3 separate regions of the Homo sapiens genome follow, and regions 2 and 3 are each linked to region 1. Evidence: chromatin contacts called from ENCODE Hi-C or POLR2A ChIA-PET data. All regions are on one chromosome and are shown on one strand. Each heading gives the region's core, a stretch centred on a gene start or an enhancer-like site at or near the end of the contact. The rest is flanking DNA. Distances are from core to core; before and after follow the strand shown. Region 1 has its middle 98 kb from the start of AADACL2-AS1. Region 2 overlaps MBNL1 (muscleblind like splicing regulator 1). Region 3 overlaps MBNL1 (muscleblind like splicing regulator 1).

What was found. A loop is a pair of places that touch in the nucleus more often than their neighbours do. ChIA-PET counts read pairs that join two places held with the same protein, here RNA polymerase II (POLR2A). Pooled maps may share reads with other maps.
Region 2: a loop to region 1 is called in a pooled map, with 4 times the contacts of the local background. The contact joins two enhancer-like sites. A Hi-C loop is called at or near these places in 1 of 168 maps with a recorded cell type or tissue (PC-3), 1 of 37 single-sample maps with no recorded cell type and 4 of 50 pooled maps. POLR2A ChIA-PET finds 5 or more read pairs at or near these places in 3 of 52 experiments (B cell, PC-3 and PC-9).
Region 3: a map of PC-3 shows a loop between it and region 1 (7-fold over the local background). The contact joins two enhancer-like sites. A Hi-C loop is called at or near these places in 1 of 168 maps with a recorded cell type or tissue (PC-3) and 4 of 50 pooled maps. POLR2A ChIA-PET finds 5 or more read pairs at or near these places in 2 of 52 experiments (PC-3 and SK-N-SH).

The regions. Positions count from the first base shown.
Region 1 is chr3:152,024,547-152,027,817 of GRCh38, reverse strand. No RefSeq gene overlaps it. Among named protein-coding and RNA genes, the nearest start is that of AADACL2-AS1, 98 kb to the right of the region's middle. Within about 2 kb of position 1,642, at least 5 of the 41 ENCODE cell types and tissues checked have a DNase peak (open chromatin) inside an H3K27ac peak, as active enhancers do; they include PC-3, where a contact is called at or near this core.
Region 2 is chr3:152,283,704-152,287,027 of GRCh38, reverse strand. The region is part of intron 1 of MBNL1 (muscleblind like splicing regulator 1); the gene reads right to left. Among named protein-coding and RNA genes, the nearest start is that of MBNL1-AS1, 16 kb to the right of the region's middle. Within about 2 kb of position 1,892, at least 3 of the 41 ENCODE cell types and tissues checked have a DNase peak (open chromatin) inside an H3K27ac peak, as active enhancers do.
Region 3 is chr3:152,305,729-152,309,425 of GRCh38, reverse strand. The region is part of intron 2 of MBNL1 (muscleblind like splicing regulator 1); the gene reads right to left. Among named protein-coding and RNA genes, the nearest start is that of MBNL1-AS1, 38 kb to the right of the region's middle. Within about 2 kb of position 1,563, at least 11 of the 41 ENCODE cell types and tissues checked have a DNase peak (open chromatin) inside an H3K27ac peak, as active enhancers do; they include PC-3, where a contact is called at or near this core.

The DNA of each region.
Region 1 (3,271 bases), core at 393-2,892:
AGACAGTTTGCTGTTGACATATAGAAATGCTACTTACTTTTGTAGGTTGATTTTTGTATTCTGCAACTTTACTGAATTTATCAGTTTTAAGAGGTTTTTTGTATGTGGAGTACTTAAAATTTTCTCTATGTAAGATCATGTCATCTGCAAACAAATAATTGGCTTTCTCTTTTCCAATTTGGATGCCCTTTTGTTTTCTTTCTCTTGCCTAATTGCTCTGGCTCGGAATTTCAGTACAATGTTGACTAGAAGTGGTGAAAGTGGGCATCCTTGTCTAGTTGTAGATCTCAGAGAAAAAGCTTTTAACTTTTCTCAACTCAGTATGATATTAGCTGTGGGTTTCCATATATGGCCTTTATTATGCTGAGGTACATTCCCTCTATAACCAATTTGTTGAGGGCTTTTATTTTGAGTTTTTATTTATTATATATTTTATTACCTTAATTATTATTATTTTATCAAATGCTTTTTCTGCATCTATTGCAATGATTATGTGGTTTCTGTTTTTGATTCCATTAATGTTATACATCATGTTTATTGATTTATGTATGTCGAGCCATTCTTGCATCCCTGGAATGGATCCCACTTGCTCATGGTGAATGGTATTTTTAATGTGTTCTATAATTTGGTTTGCTAATATTTTGTTGAGGATATTTGTATCTATGTTCATCGGGGATATTGGCCTCTGCGTTTTTTTGTAGTTGTTGCTGATGTGTCTTTATCTGATTTTAAACAGAGAGTAAGATAGTGATTATCAGAGGCTGGGGAGAATGGAGGGAGGAAGAGTGATTAGTTAATGAGTATAAAGTTATAGTTAGGTGGAATAATTTCTGGTTTTCTATTGATGATTATAGTTAACATGGTTAAAAATAATGTATTTATTTTTCCAAATAGCTAGAAGAGAGGGTTTTGAATACTCTTGCTACAAAACAATGATAAATATTTAAGGTGATAGCTATGCTAATTTTCCTGATTTTATTATTACACAATGTATATATATATCAAAACATCATACTTTACCTCCAAATATGTACAATCATTATGTATCAATTAAAAACAAAATAAAACTTTAAAAAGTGTAAGACCCGTTCATTTCCATAGTATTTTTCTTTTTGTTTGTTTCCCTTATAAGTAGCAGCAAACTTTCATCTTAAAAGGCATTCACTACTCAGTGAAAAAGGTGTAATTTCAGAATAAATGTAAACTTTTTAAGGAAGAATAATCATGACACCAAAGCTACCACAGTAACAATTTACTTAGAAGGGAGTATTTGTGTTTGAAGATGATTACAAATGGAAATGGAAATGGAAATACTGAGAGAAAAAAACAACATATTTTGAGGATGAATTGCCCCTTCCTTTTTTAAGGACTTAGTCATGCCATAAACATTATTTCTTTAAAAGCTTAAGTTAAAATTCTTTATGTGTGATGGTCTGCCCTCTCCTGGGCCAGAGTCATATACAAAAAAAAATCTATTTGACTTGTAAAAAGAAATTCATCTCCAAAACAATAAAGTATCTTGCAAGTTAACTTGGTATTAAAATCTTAATAGGTATTCATGAGTGTGGTAATTTCTCACAGATTGCGGCCGTTTTTCAAATATTTGAGGAGTTCTTAGGTGTAGTTGTTCTATTCATTTCCTACTTATGTCCCTTTATTTTATTGCAAAATAAACACAGCTTGGCACTTGACATTTTCCCTGACCCATCTTTTAAACATACATTAGATGTGAGTCATAGGCAATGAACGGAACTCGCATTTTTGCCCACATATTTTTACGTTAAAAATGTTTTCATAATACATGTAATACAAATGTATTAAAGAAGAAAGTTAGAAAATAGAAACAAACAAACCATGAAAAATTACTTGTAATCACATCACAATGGTATAATCACCATTAATATTTGGGAGATTAATATTCCAGATATTTTATATATATTGTAATATATTAACTCCAAAAAGGTACTTATTTTATTTTATTTTTTATGTTTAATTTTTATGGGTACATAGTAGTTGGATATATTTATGGGGTACATGAGACATTATGATACATACATGCAATGGGTAATAATTACATCAAGGTAAATGGGGTATCCGTGCCCTCAAGCATTTATCCTTGCTTTACAAACAATCTGATCCCATTTTTTAGTTATTTAAAAATATACAATTAAATTACTTTTCACTACAGTCACTTTGTTGGGTAAGCAAATACTAGGACTTATTCGTTCTTTCTAACTATTTTTTAATACCCATTAACCCTCCCCAGTTCCTCTGCACCCACCCCTTACCCTTCCCAGCCTCTGGTAACCATTCTTCTACTCTCTATGAGTTCAATTGTTTTGATTTTTAGATCCCATAAACAAGTGAGAACATGCAAAGTTTGTCTTTCTGTGCCTTGCTTATTTCACTTAACTTAATGACCCCCAGTTCCATTTATGTTGTTGCAAATGACATGTTTTTGCAAAAGATCTCGTTCTTTTACATGGTTGAATAGAGCTCCATTGTGTGTATGTACCACATTTTCTTTATCCATTCATCTGTTGATGGACAGTTAGATTGATTCTATATTTTGGCAGGCATGTCACACGGCCAGAGCAGGAGCAAGAGAGAAAATCCAGGGTAGAGAGCATAGGTGTTACACACCTTTAAACAACCAGATCTCATGTGAACTTAGAGTGAGAACTCACTTATCACCAAGGGGAAGGCTCAAGCCATTCATGAGAGATCCACCTCCGTGAGCCAAACACCTTCCACCAGGCCCCATCTCCAACACTGGGGATTACAATTTAACATGAGATTTGCTGGGGACATATATTCAAACTATATAAGGTTGTTTATTTGAAGTTTTCTTCCTTTTTATATAGGCACTTATATCTATAAACTTCCCTCTTAGTATTGCTTTTGCTGTATTCCATGGGTTTTGGTATGTTGTGTTTCCATTATCATTTGTTTCAAGAAATTGTGAAATTTCCTCCTTAATTTCTTCATTTACCTACTGGTCATTCAGGAACATACTGTTTAATTTCCATGTGTCTGTACATTTTCCAAAATTCTTCTTGTTGGTGATTTCTAGTTTTATACTGCTGTGATTAGAGCAGATGCTTAATATTATTTCATTTTTTGAATGTTTCAACACTTGTTTTCTGTCCTAACATATGATCTATAGACAAAATGATCCATGTGCTGAGGAAAAGAATGTGTATTCTGCAGCTGTTGGATGAAATGTTTTGTAAGTATCTATTTGGTAGACTTGGTCTACAGTTCAGATTAA
Region 2 (3,324 bases), core at 643-3,142, 260 kb before region 1:
CAGGATGGTCTCAATCTCCTGACCTCGTGAGCCACCCGCCTCGGCCTCCCAAAGTGCTGGGATTACAGGCATGAGCCACCACGCCCGGCCACCATATACAACTATTAATCATGCCTCAAACCATTTATGTTTTAGTTCTGCCCAGCAGTTCACTACAACTTAGCATGCAAAAGCTACTTCACTGGTAAAAAAATCCCTCACAACATTTAAAGGAATACATTGGACAAATTAAAAGAGCAATCATGTAGCAATCTCAAAACTTTCCATACTTTCCTATCTAATGTCTAATGAACTATCATATAAAATCACACACAAATAAAATGCTTTACAGATTGTGATATTTAGGTTCCTTATTTATTGCTTATAATAAGAACAATTTATAACAATAAAATTATTTTGCAAAAAAGATAAACAAGGAACCTATTCAACCTATAAAATATAATTAAATATTTATATTATAAATAAAATATAAATATTTATATTATAAATAAAATATATTTATATTATAAATAAAATATAAATATTTATATTATAAATAAAATATATTTATATTATAAATAAAATATATTTATATTATAAATAAAATATAAATATTTATATTATAAATAAAATATAAATATTTATATTATAAATAAAATATAATTAAATATTTATATTATAAATAAAATATAAATATTTATATTATAAATAAAATATAATTAAATATTTGTATTATAAATAAAATATAATTAAATATTTGTATTATAAATAAAATATAAAATAAGGATTAATGTGTGTATGTGTGTGCCCCCAAAGAATAAGGAAAAACATTTACATTGGATTTAGTCAAATCGTTTTCTTCATATACAACAAAAACCTAGTCCTTGGAATTTAAATTAAAGTAAAACCTCTGTGTTAAAGTTAATGGGGGAAAAAGAACCACTTTTATCCTGGATAAAACTAAAAATGTATGCTCCTTCATTACATAATGCCCCTTAAAAAGATTAATTTTTGAAAAGTTGGCTTGTGCTACATTCTATACATGTACTGAGCTTTCTTTCTGGCTTATACATAAAATCTGCAAGGTGTTCATTTGGTTCTTTAATTAAAAAAAAAAAAGTTTCAGGATGGACACAGTGGCTCATACCTATAATCGCAGCACTTTGAGAGACCAAGGCGGGAGTACTGCTTGAGCCCAAGAGTTCGAGACCAGCCTGAACAACACAGTGAGACCTCCGTCTCTACAGAAAATACAAAAATTAGCCAGGCATGGTGGTGCATGCCTGCAGTACAAGCTACTTGGAAGGCTGAGGCAGGAGGATTGTTTGAGCCCGGGAGGCCACAGTAAGATGAGATCATGCCACTGCACTCCAGCCTGGGCAACAGAGGGAGACCCTGTCTCAAAAAAAAAAAAAAAAATTGAAAAAAAAAAAGTTTCCACTGAAGAAGCCAAGCATAGAAATTTACTTTCCCAACAACTTATACATTCTATTATTCAAAAATAGCAAATAATATTTTATATGTTGACATACAATTTATTTTCATCCTAATTACTATTTGTTCCTCACAACTCTAAGAGATGGTTGGTTATATTATTTTGCTCATTTGTGAACAAATAAATTGAGGCGAGGCTTGCATGGTTAAGTGACTGACCCATTAAAATCCCTATGCTAAATAAATGGAAGAACCAGAACTCCAAATCAGCTCTTCTGATTTCAAATGTAAAACTTCATTCACGATACACGATACATGCTAGCAATTTAATACCAAACTTGGTAGAAATGACAATGACTACTAATATATACAACAGAAGCCAAAAGAAGGGAGAGAGATAGGGGGTGAGTGGGATTTATTGGAGGTACCACTACTGCATTGCTTGTGGTTAGCTCAGAGTGAGGTGTGTGTAAGTGAAGGAGAAACCCCTGAATATTGATTCTAGAGAAGATAAGATGGTCTCTTTTACAGAGCTGAGAACGGATGCTATTGCTCTTTTATGTCCATGGGGTAGACACTAAACATTAATAATGTATACCTGGAGACAAGAAAATTCTACACTTCAGATACAAATGTCTTCTCAATTAAGATTGTTAATCAATTTTGAATAGATTATGAAGTTCTAGATACTCCGTAGCTGATTTTGAAAGATTAATTGTCAAGGAAGTGGTCTTTGAGCATGATTTTTTTAAATTTATTCATCAGCCCTCCGAGCAACAGGAGCCTACATTTTCTTCAGAGCTTTTCTTAGAGAAGCTTAAAATATGTCTGCAGAAAACTTCCACGTAGGTAAAATGCAATGCCGCTTTAAAAGTATAAAACTGATGTATGCTGACTATGCACACAGTAAGACTGATCTAGATAAACTGCTAAAACAGTATCTGAAGAGCAATGAAGGAGACAGAATACTGTCTGAAACATTTCAAAGCAATATAGTCAGGCCAATTTTTTATCAGGGTGGTGCAAAAGTAATTTCAGTTTTTGCGATCTTTTTTTAAAACTGCAATTACTTTTGCACCAACCTAATTAACAGCTGATAAAACCATTAAAAATCTGTCAGAAAGAAAGCACTGAGGGTTTGAAATGACATAAAGGATTTTTTTCTTTTACATGTACTAAAGCTGTTCTCTATTAATATTGGTTACTTTTTGGCACAGAGAAATCACAAATATTAAGCTGACTTATAAAAAGAAAACCCAAAGTCAAAACAATTAAAAAAAATTATAATCTTGGTTCTGCTGTCTCAAAATATTTCCTTTGAGAAAAATTACAGGAGTGTGTTTCTCTAATTGTGCTTCTTTTTTTAGGTTTTCTTTCTTTGTTCCCTACTATCCTAGGAAAAGAAATGTTTTCCTTCAAGAAATTCAAATACATTCAACAGTAACTTTATTAAATGAATATATTCATTAACAATATATAATACACATAAAATATGTGTATTGATTATATTAACTGTGTATTGACCACCTTTTATATGTAGCCTAGATATAGCGAGAATACTTGGATCCAGCCTTTAAGAATTTGATGTTTAATTAAAGGTATAAAACTAACACACAAATAACTATATATAAAAAAGGAAGCGAGAAGTACACAGTAGAGGTAACAAGAAAGCTTGGTAAGTTAAAGAGAGAGGTCAAGGTTAGTTTCAAAAGGGATAAGAAATGGAAGGTTGGTCTGGAAGGACAAGTTTCATTTGGTTAGAGACAAAAAGGAGTAGAAATCCAAACTGTAGAAATCCAGACAGTAATGGCAGGGATGTGGGAAAGCACTGCATATCAACACTGGAAGAACTGGTCTGTATGGAACACCTGTATGTAATGGGGCTGGCAGAAGATGACCCTGGAACTTTGG
Region 3 (3,697 bases), core at 314-2,813, 280 kb before region 1:
TGGAGAAAACAGGGTCTTGGATCTCAACCTCATATTAACATAAACTAAAATATAAATATAGCTTAATAAATCTAGACAGCTTCAGAACAATTTTGCTGGGCCTAAAATTGTGATCTAGGGTTAAAATACAGGTCGTTACCAACTGACCCATGATGATTCAGGGACAGCTGCCACAGTCTGGTGGCCTGTGGCTATGTGAAGTCTTTTACTGGGGATTCCCTCTAGTTCTTTTATTCCCACTTGTGATGTCATAATTAATAGTGTGAGAGAGAGGGAAGGGGAAAAAGGAAAGATAAACCACCAGAGCCATTTCTTTCTCTCTTCCTCAAGTATCTCTTTCACTGACCCTGCAATTGCTGTCGAGAAACTTCCCCCTCCTAACCATTGCCGCCACCACCTAATATACTAGTCTCCCTGTTAGTAACCGGCTCCTTGAGGACTGTATTGTTAACATCTGCCTCCCTAAAGTTTGACATAGGAAGTACATAAGTTATATTACTTAAATTGTTGAATCCTTATCACCTCCTAATGGTTTTCTTCCTCACATCTGAGTTTTTACAACCGGTCTCTTGACCATATCCTATGATAAAATGCCAAAAAAAAAAACAAAACAAAACAAAAATTGAGTTTGATACTTTTATGATCTACCTGTTTCCCCATGGCTACTAGTATTTAGAAAACAACAGCAACAACCACACAGCTGAAAATTTCAGAGAGGGGGAAGAATGGGGAGAAGCTGTTCATTAAGCTCTGCAGTAGACAGGGCCCAGGATCAATGAGCACTACATTCAAAAAACAGGCAGGCTGAGTCCTTAGAAACATGGGGGTCACTTGGAAGACATATTGACGACACCTTCCCACCCTAAAGGTTACACAGGTGGGAAGCTTTGGACTCCAGCTCCTCACTGCATACCCTGTCTTTAGATCCTGCTGATTCTAAGCAAATGCCCTATTAAAGACTAGCTTCAGGAAACAGAAGCAGCCCAAAGTTAAAGCTGGGGAAAACTACACTGGCTCACAGCATGAGTTCCAGGACTTTGGGAAAGGCCACCTCCCCTGCACTAGGCAAGCTGAATTTCTGGAACCCTAAACTGAAATTTAAAATACATCTTTGCCACAGAAATAGTTTGACAAAAGCAGCTGGGGTCTGTGACTCTAGGAGTTCTCAAGATTTATGATAAGATAACACTTCTATGGAGCCTCTTGGGTTTAATTAATAACCAGGGTTTCCAAGGTACTGTTTGTACTGAACTATAACTCAAGCATCCTCTGGGCTACTTTGGCTTCTCAGGGTTGACCCGATGACTTAATCACCTTGCTTCTGTGGAAAAACATTTTCTAAACAATTAAACCTTTTGAATATGGCTTTTTATGCACTGGGGAGGCAGCTATATAGTTTATACAGTGACTAGTTATCTAAGATGATTCATTTAAAATTTTTCCTATATGGCCATATATTTTACAACAGATACAACATCTTTGAAAGTTGGTGGCAGCATTCTTTCTGCTATTTTGGGTTCACTCCTTGACTCATTTGTTGACTTAAAATACAGTGATTACTTCTGAGTACTTACTGTTTTAGGCCCTGTACTATAAATTTGTCTTGGATATTCATTTTTATTCTTAAGTACTGCTGTTAGTTATATTTTCTTTGTCGAATCCTTAGAATATGCATATGGAAATTAAGAAGCAATGTTTTCCAGCAAACATAACAAAACAATTAAGAGTACAGGCTGTGAAATCAGATTACGAGGCTCCAAGTCCACATTTTACTGGCTGACTGACCTTGCATGTATTACCTAACTTCTCTGTATTTCAGTGTGTCCATCTGTGAAATGGAAGTAACACCAGTAACTATCTCGATGAGATTTTATAGGGACAAAATACTATGAAAAAAATGAAAAGCACTGAAAACACTGATTGACATACATTAAGTTTCAATAAATATTAACTCACCTTGTTATTTTACTCCATACGGAAAAAATAAGAAAGTGTATTTGTGGAAGCAGCAGAAATACAAATCAAAGTGCAGATTCTTTTGTCATATAAAATCACTTGGGACCTGTTTTTAATGACATGGCATTTCTGCTATATTCCAGTTATAAAAATGTGACTGTTTATATAAATATGAATAGTAGGCTGGGCGCGGTGACTCACGCCTGTAATCCCAGCACTTTGGAAGGCCAAGGCGGGCTGATCACCTGAGGTCAAGAGTTCAAGCCAGCCTGGCCAACACGGTGAAACCCTGTCTCTACTAAAAATGCAAAAATTAGCTGGGCATGGTGATACACGCCTGTAGGACCAGCTACTCGGGAGGTTGAGGCAGGAGAATTGCTTGAACGTGGGAGGCGAAGGTTACAATGAGCCGAGATCACACCACTGCACTCAAGCCTGGACAACAGAGTAAGACTCTGTCTCAAATAAATAAATAAATAAGTACAGTTATAAGAAGATAAAAAATGAAGCTGTTTTAGTTTTCTCTATAAGGAAAAATAAATCCATTTGTGATATGCCAGGTTTTATTTACTAAATAAGCAAGACAGAAGTGATGACAAGTTTGTCAAGATGAGAAGACTTCAGTTTCTCTTCAAAAGTGGTATCTCTTCAACCACCTCCCTTACCCAGATGCTTTCCAGAGAGATTTACTTAATTCTGAAAGTTTTATGAGAGGAAAAATAAACACTCTTTTATTCCAGAAATGGCCCTCCTGAACATCCATTTCCATTCTCCCCTTCTGTCTTACCTACCAGACTCCTGATTTCAATCAAGGCAACAGTTTTTTAAAATAATAATAAATAAAAACAAAACAAAACAAACAAACATACAAAAAAATACTTCCTAGCAATCCCTGCTACCAAAATCAGTCAATAAGAGACTGAAAAATTACTGGCTGAAGCTCAGAGAACCTTTGCTTAAAAGGAGCCTGGCTGGGCTGAGTTATGGTGTCTTGCCTTTTCTGCGTCCTGCTAGACTAAGGATATGATGGCTGGCACTGCAGTGGCCACATTGCAATTTTGAAATAATCCTAAAGTTGGAAGCCATGTGCTCCTTAGGAACTAAGAGAGAAGGAACCTGAGTTCCAATGACTATAGAGTCGCCAAATAGACCTAGACGACTGAAATATAAACCCCTAATTTGTTTATACCAAATGCTGGGGAGGGTAGGGGAGGTGTCTCTGTTATGCAAAGCTGAATCTAATTCTTCACAGACAAAATGTCTAAATCACTTCTGTGTGACTATGGAAAGACATATTTAAGATCGGAACCAATAGTTCTAAAGATGGACAATTAGAAAGCTGGAAAGAACTCAGAGATAACAAAAGAAGAAATGTAATGGTCAGAGATGGCCAAGGCCCTCAGGAATCCAGAGGACAAACAGCCTGTCAACCAAATTAGAAGATATCAGGGGTTATACTGTTTAGTAATTATCAGTAATTTTCAAAACACAAGCTCATAGCATAGAAAGTTTTATCGCTAGCAAAAAAATCAAACTTTATCTCAAAGTGAAAATATTTCAAACATGTGCCAAAAATGTAGGGATGATGCTGTAGGTAGATGTGCATTTGATGATATTTGTATAAGAAACAGTATTAAATAAAAACTCTGTAGTTGCTGTTAGTATAAGTGAGCAATTAGCATAAGTCCTCACTAGAATCAAGCTTGTTTACAGTAAAATTCACAAAGAAATTACTATCCTA